2 separate regions of the Homo sapiens genome follow, and region 1 is linked to region 2. Evidence: read pairs that join two places in POLR2A ChIA-PET (ENCODE). Cell type or tissue: MCF 10A. All regions are shown on one strand.

Region 1 (4,000 bases), 84 kb before region 2:
AATGAATGTGTGTTGCTTTCAGCATTTTTTGTAGGTTTTTTTTTTCTTTTTTTTTTTGAGAAATTCTCCTAAGGAACAGTGTCTTCTTTATAATAACCTTTGTTGCTCCTAATTGTGCTAACTTTCTTCATGAGTAGAAGGAACATCTCTAATTAGGGAGAAATAGTAAAAACACTTTTTTTTTTTTGAGATGGAGTCTCGCTCTGTCACCTCGGCTGGAGTGCAGTGGTGTGATATGCGCTCACTTCAAGCTCCACCTCCTGGGTTCATGCCATTCTCCTGCCTCAGCCTCCCCAGTAGCTGGGACTACAGGTGTCCACCACCACACCTGGCTAATTTTTTGTATTTTTAATAGAGACGGGGTTTCACAGTGTTAGCCAGGATCGTCTCGATCTCCTGACCTCGTGATCCACCCACCTCAGCCTCCCAGAGTGCTGGGATTACAGGCGTGAGCCACCACTCCCAGCCTAAAACACTTTTTCTTTAGTTGGCTTTAGCCTGAAATTTGAGGTAAATGGAGCACCTTCCACACGCTTTTATTTCTCAAATACTACTCAAAATACCCTCATCAAGTGAGGTAGATGGTTTTATTTCCATTTTTACAGATAAGTGAAGCTCAGAGAAAATAAGTTAGTCTTACATAGCTGTTTCAAACCTAGGATTTGAATGAAAGACTATTCAAATCTTCCCATTGGTCTATACTGCTTTCCCAAATGTTGGAATTTTTAGTGTAAATCTTGCATTATAATAGTGGTTTTCTTTTTCTTTTTTCCTGTCTTTATAGTTTGTTGATATATCTAGTGAAGTTGTAAACTAATTTGAATTTGAATTTTTTAATTCATGGCTTTGTAAGTGACATTTCAAAATGTTCATGTACTAGCAGTTGTCACCTGAAAAATTACTTTTGGATAATCATTTACTGACATATCTATAAACTCTTTGCAATCTAATAGTGTGTGTGTGTGTGTCCTTCTATTCCTATCCTCTCCAGCATGTACCTCTAACAGTTTTCACTAATTATGTTATTCCCCAAATGTAGGAGAACTGTGTATATTTGACGTATTTCTTTTTGTTTGTTTGTTTGTTTGACTCAGGGCCTCACCCTGTCACCCAGGCTGGAGTGTAGTGACTTGAACACAGCTCACTGTAGCCTTGCCCTCCTGGGCTCAGCCTCCCTCCTCAGCCCCCCAAGTAGCTGGTACTATAGGCATACGCCACCACACCCGGCTTTTTTTTTTTTTTTTTTTGTATTTTTTGTAGAGACAGGGTTTCGCCATGTTGCCCAAGCTGGTCTCGAACTCCTGGGCTCAAGTGATTTTCACCTCCTCAGCCTCCCAAAGTGCTAGGATTATAGGCATGAGCCACAGCTCCCAGCCTATTTGACATATTTCTTAGGAGGAACTAAACTTTCACAATACAATAAAATATAGCAGCAAAATACTGTACTTTCTTGAGAATCTTAATTTAGACTCACACATGTTCTCCAGAATCACCAACCAACTTGACTAGTATTTTTAGTAAAAATTACAATTTTTGGTGGTGTTAACTTGGCATAATACTATGAACCTGACTTCCTCTCTGAGAAAATGTATGATAAAAAATAATAAATGAACACATTAGTTCTGCATGTGTCAGCTCTAGAATTGTTACATTTAACCCAGTAGGGGCAAACAAGAAGCAAAGAAACTACAAATAATCTACCATCCAGAGTCCCTAGGTCATCATTACAAGGTATACAATCACGTTTATTATTTTTTTTCCTAACTTTCCATAATTTTTTTATGTGGACTAGGAAATACAAATGTCGATTCCTGTTTTTCCCCCTATACTTACACAAAATGACACATTCTGTGTAATGTTCTGCTTCTTGCTTTATTCACCATATCTACATATCTACATATCACCATATCTTCTCTACGTATCTATGTAGAGAACTGTTTTTCCCCCCATGCCTGGACTGTTAGATTTTTTTTTTTAAGCAGAATTGTGTTCTGATAGTTCAAACAGTGCTGCTATAATGAATAACCATGCTTATGTACAGTGTATATCTGAGATAAATTCCTTAGAGGTGGGTTTATTGATTCAAAGAATAGATAAATTTATAATTCTTATCATTACAAATTGTTCCTCAATAGCGTGTATCAATTTTTGCTCTCCATGTGTAGTATATATGAATGCCTTTTTTTTTTGCCACATATGGTGGTTCACATGTATAATCCCAATGCTTTGGGAGACTGAGGCAGGAGGATCACTTGAGTCCAGGAGATTGAGACCAGCCTGGACAACATAGTGAGACTCTGTCTCCCTATACACACAGAAAAAGAGTGCCTTTTTTTCTGATCACTTTTGAACAAGGCTAAAGGATTACCTCTATGTATGGGGCTAATAAGTACTAAAATACTAAATTTGATTTCAGTTAGGTTGCATTTGATAGGACAAAAGTAAAATAGTACTAGAGAGCAGAAGTATGAAACTGTAAATTGCTGAGAAATCAGCTCTAGAGTTGTATAAATTATTAGAATTGAGCCAGGTGCAGTGGTGTGTGTGTGCCTGTAGTCCCAGTTACTCAGGTGCTTGAGGCAGGAGGATCGTTTGGGGCTAGGAGTTTGTATCCAGCCTGGGCAATGTGGCAAGACCCCGTCTCTAAAAAAACAGGAAGATTAAAAAAAAAAAAAAAGAGTTGCCTCCATCCAGGTGAAAATTGAGTTTGGGCTGGGTGTGATTGCTCACACCTGTAATTCCAGCACTTTTGGAGGCTGAGTTGGGTGGATCTCTTGAGCTCAGGAGTTCAAGACCAGCCTGGGTAACATGGTGAAACCCTGTCTCTACCAAAAATTAAAAAATTAGCTGGGCATGGTGGCATGCGCCTGTGGTCCCAGCTACTCAGGAGGCTAAGGTGGGAGGATCACTTGAGCCTGGGAGGTGGAGGTTGCAGTGAGCCAAGATCATGCCACTGCACCCCAACCTGGGTGACAGAAACCCTGTCTCAAAAAAAAAAAAAAAAAAAGAAAAAGAAAAAATTGAGTCCGTGAGGTGAGAAAATATTTAAAAAGATGAACGAAGAATTAAGGAACGAAAACTTGTAAAGATTTTCCAGCTTTAGGAAATAATTCTGAGTGTGCATACTTTATGGACATTAGACCTAATTAGAGTAGAGCTGATATTTTTTTTCCTTAGGAGATACAGAAAGAACAACTGTACTACAGTCAGTATAAGAAAAGAAAAATTACTTTGGAGAGAGAGGATCTTAGATTGTACACCTAACTCTATTTTCTCATCATGAGTTTCTTATCTGTGAAATAAAAAAATTATATGATGCGAACTCCAGAGTTTTCTAACTACACTGAAATTCTAAAATCACACACACAGTTCTGTGAATTGACCATATTTAGCGTGGTGGAAAAGGAAAAGGAAGGAGTACCTTGAAGAAAGAAGCAGTTGGTGAGGTAAAAGGAGCGCCACTTAATGGAGTATTCCAGAGGCTACCAGAGAAGGTATTTTCTGTCAGCAGTTGCAGGATAATAAAGAGCATTATCGTTAGATTTGATAAGAAGAATGTCATTGATGACTTAAAATACCAATTTGGTTATTGTGACAACCATGAAAACCAGATTACATGTGATTAAGAAGTCCATATGTAGTGATGAGATTATAGTTTCTATGGGCCACCTAATTTTGATGGAGAGAGAGCAGTTCCAATTAAAGTCTTTTCAAGATTGAGAACTAAATTTGAATTAAGAGGTAAAGTAGTCATTCAGTTTTGTTAACTTTCTCATTTTTAAAACATGTATGCAAACTCACACTGAAATTTTGTTCCAAGCATTAACAGAAAATTAGAGGATTACTGATAGAATTGTCTGTCACACTTCTGTAGTTGACATACTTCTAAGGTGATTTTCATGGGAGGAGATCCATTACAGCTTTTTTAAAGCCTAGTTTTAAAGACATTTTTTAAGAACCAAAATTATTTGCATGTTTTAGATGAACTCGAAGAAATGTT
Region 2 (4,000 bases):
TAAACCACGATGATGGTAGAAACTGGTATTTTACTTGCTATGCTTACTGAACATGTACGTGTACTCAGAGTTTCTACAATAGCGTATTAGCATGCCTCTGAAGAACACTACTAATCCAGAAGCCCTAAAAGAAAATGTATTAAATTTGACTACATAAAAGTACAAAAAAAGGCCAGGCACGGTGGCTCATGCCTGTAATCCCAGCACTTTGGGAAGCTGAGGCAGGCAAATCACAAGGTCAGGAGTTCAAGACCAGTCTGGCCAACATGGTGAAACCCCGTCTCTACTAAAAATACAAAAAATTAGCTGGACGTAGTGGCGGGCGCCTGTAATCCCAGCTACTCAGGAGGCTGAGGCAGGAGAATTGCTTGAACCCAGGAGGCAGAGGTTGCAGTGAGCCAAAATTGCACCACTGCACTCCAGCCTGGGCGACAGAGTGAGATCCTGTCTTGGGAAAAAAAAAAAAAAGTAAAAAAGCCACAGCACAATTGAAGAAAAATGCACACACATTAGCAAAGTCATGTAATAAATGACAAACTCTGAAAAAAATATGTCAAACTCACAGCATGAACAAAGGACTAAACTTACTAATGTGAAGACTATGAGAAATCAAGGAGAAAAAGACCAACAACCAAAAGAAAATGGGGCAAAGGGCATGAACAGGCATCATGAGAAAGGAAATACAAAAGAAACTTAAAACTAAGATGCTCAACCTCACTTATGAAAAAGACAAAAACAACCCTGAAATACCATTGCTTCACCTAGCAGAATGCCAAAAAATCCAAAAGTTTGGCTACATGTTCTGCTGGAGAACCTGGGGAAAATAGCTAACGGGGGTACAAAATGGTAAAAGTACCATGGAAGGCAAATGGGCAAAATCTATTAAGATGACAAATACAATTAGTCTTTGACCCAGAAGAATAGAAGTCCTACTTTCCTACTTCCAGAAATGTGTACTAATATAATATGTGTCCTGTTCCAAGAGGCATGCAAACAAAGCTATTCATGCAGCATTGCTTCTAACAGCAAAAGATTAGAAACAGCTCAAGTGTTCATCAGTTGGGAATGAGCTAAATACACCATTTACTATTGAAATTTACTCTGCAGCTATAAAAAATATGAAAAAGTTCTTTAGGTTCTGATATAAAAGGATCTTCGGAATATAATAAGTGAATAAAGCAAGATGCTTTTATGTGGTAAGAGAGAATATGTGTACTCGCTTGAATCTGAATAAAGAAACACTAGAGTGACACTAAAAATGGTTATCTTGATGGGGGAACATGGCAGATGGGAACAGGGATGGAAGCAAGACTTTTTAATGTGTCTTTTAATAGCATTTTGATTTCTGAATCTTGAGTATGTAACCTATTCAAAGTGGTATGTTAATAAAAGGACATATCTAGCTGATAAAATTTCAAATCTATTATGACTCAGTGCTGGATTTAGTGACTCATGGGAGTTGCTGCTGCATGTTCATCTTGGAGCATCTCCTCTTTGCCTGCGGATTCCCTCAGCCGCATGAACAATAGCTAGGGACTTCCCAGGTGAGTCCTGAGCAGGTTATGTTCTGTAAATGCTATCAAAGAGAAACTTTTCAGAACAGAAAGAGAATTTCCTTCCAGCGTGAAGTTTCATATGTACTTTCCTCCTGCCAGCTTTATTTTCCTCCCATGGTATTCAGTGGTGTGGAGACTACAAGAGCTGAGAATGCTAACCAACCCTGTTTTCATTGCCCTTATATGCCTCACATTTTTTAGGTGGTGAAAAAAAATGCACATGATCTTTGAGGTCAGCTCTCAGCATCACTCTTTACTAGCAGTACCCTTTGGCAAGTCACCACCACTCTGAGCTTCCATTTCCTCAGGGGCAAATGAAGATGATACCACCTTTCCCATAGGCTGTTATAAGGGTTAGAAATAATTATATAAAGTGCCTAGTATAGTATCTGGCACATAATATGACCTTAGTAAATCATAATGTTTTGTTATTCAAAGCTTTTTTGTGGCCTTGCTCTAATTTCTCAATATAAAATTTAGCAAGTCATATAATATTGTTATTTGAAACTTGCCACATAACATACAAGAGTGAATTTTACCAGGAGACTCTAGATAAGCCCATTCTTTGCCCATGAGTAGTAATAATCACCACAAATAATATTTTTAAATTATTATCAATTTTTTTTTTTTTTGAGACAGAGTCTTGCTTGGTCACCCAGGCTGGAGTGCAGTGGCGCAATCTCAGCTCACTGCAACCTCCGCCTCCCAGGCTCAAGCAATTCTCCTGCCTCAGCCTCCCGAGTAGCTGGGATTACAGGTGCCCACCACCACGCCCAGCTAATTTTTGTATTTTTAGTAGAGATGGGGTTTCACCATGTTGGTCAGGCTGGTCTCGAACTCCTGACCTCAAGTGATCCACCTGCCTTGGCCTCCCACAGTGCTGGGATTACAGGTGTGAGCTACCATGCCCAGCCAAATTATTAAAATTTTGAGGCAGGGTCTCACTCTGTCATCCATGCTGGAATGCAGTGGTGCAATTTAGCTCACTGCAACCTTGAACCCCTAGGCTCAAGTGATCCTCTCGCCTCAGCCTCCCAAGTAGTTGGGACTACAGGCATGTGCCACTACACTTAGCTAATTTTTAAATATTTTGAAGAGATGAGGTCTCCCTATGTTGCCCAGGCTGGTCTTGAACTCCTGGGCTCAAGCGATCCTCCCACTTCAGCCTCCCAAAGTGCTGGGATTACAGGTGTGAGCCACTGCACCTGGCTGACAAATAATATTTTTAAAGAATTCACAATGTGAGAAACACTGTTAAGTACTTTACATGTACTAAATCAATTAAACTTCACTCATATCACAACTCTGTGAGGGAGTTACATTATCCCCATTTTACAGATGAGGAAACCAAGGTTCAGAGGTTAAGTAATTTGCCCATCACACAGCTCTGATCCTGGAGCCTGCATTCTTCATAACTAATCTGTAAAATGTAGGCTGTAGTCAGCATAGTCCAAAGTTTGATGGATCTTGGAAGCAGAAGTGCAAGCAATATCAATAACATATGCAATTTTGCCTTTACCTCAGTAAACAACTCTGGTCCCTTATCCCTTCCAAACAGCAAAAGGGACAAGTTGGGGCTGAACTCTGTCTCATTTCCAGGCTCATGAGGGATTGCAAATGGATAAAGAAGAGTAAAGGCAGACAAGGAGTAAAAGCAGAAAAATATATTTTTTAAAGACCCGAGATAATTCACAAGTAGATAAGCAGGCCCCTGGACATTTAAAAGAGAACTAACTGTATGCTAGGCATAGCTCAGGCAGTCTCTTCCATTTCACCTAGGAAAAGTTAATATCAATTGTATTACAAGTTGGCAAAGCAGCTGATTAAGTACCTAAAATTAATTTAAAGGCCTGGTTTCATCATCTGTTAAAGTCCCATATGTTTAAGTGTGTTGACACTAATCATAATCCTTTTAAAAACTAAAATTTCCATTATTAATGAGATCCAGTGGTTCTAAAACTTTATTGCAGGTTGAGTAACTATATTCCTAAACATATCACTATGAAATTTGGAAATATAAGGGATAAGATGAGCTCCCAAAACCTTCTGGAAAGAAAAAAATGAGATTCAGATTGGCACAAAACTTTTCATTTAAAACAATGGAGAATAGAAGCTACTGGAATAAGGGTTTCAAAAATTCTGAGAGAAAGTGAGTTTGAAATTAAAACTCTGTACTGAACAAAACTATCAACTTAGCATGAGGATCAAAGTAATGTTTATTTCTTAGACACCCTTTATCAGGAGATTACCTAAGGAATATATTCCAGTAAACAAAGATGAAAGCAGGAGTTGTGGGGTTCAATAACTGGAAGAACAAAAGGGTTCCATGAAAGAAAGCCTAGGGTGGCCACAAAGCAGCAGACTTGGATACTTAGAACAGGAGGGCAACAGACTTCCAAGAATATTGTTGTTAAGAATGAAAAGAAGGGTGGGCACAGCTGCTC

The links. ChIA-PET counts read pairs that join two places held together with the same protein. Peaks named below come from ENCODE experiments on the same cell type or tissue, not always from the same donor. Only the 100,000 strongest peaks of a DNase experiment are listed, where the experiment ranks them.
Region 1: POLR2A ChIA-PET joins it to region 2 with 6 read pairs; 4 of 35 experiments call an interaction of 5 or more read pairs at or near these places.

The regions. Positions count from the first base shown.
Region 1 is chr3:138,707,271-138,711,270 of GRCh38, reverse strand. PIK3CB (phosphatidylinositol-4,5-bisphosphate 3-kinase catalytic subunit beta) reads left to right here. Exons shown (of 24, transcript NM_006219.3): 11 at 3,982-4,000. Among named protein-coding and RNA genes, the nearest start is that of FAIM, 100 kb to the right of the region's middle. In MCF 10A, no CTCF peak of the experiment used is centred here; no DNase peak of the experiment used is centred here.
Region 2 is chr3:138,623,651-138,627,650 of GRCh38, reverse strand. The region is part of intron 4 of FAIM (Fas apoptotic inhibitory molecule); the gene reads right to left. Among named protein-coding and RNA genes, the nearest start is that of FAIM, 17 kb to the right of the region's middle. In MCF 10A, no CTCF peak of the experiment used is centred here; a DNase peak (open chromatin) is centred at 1,500.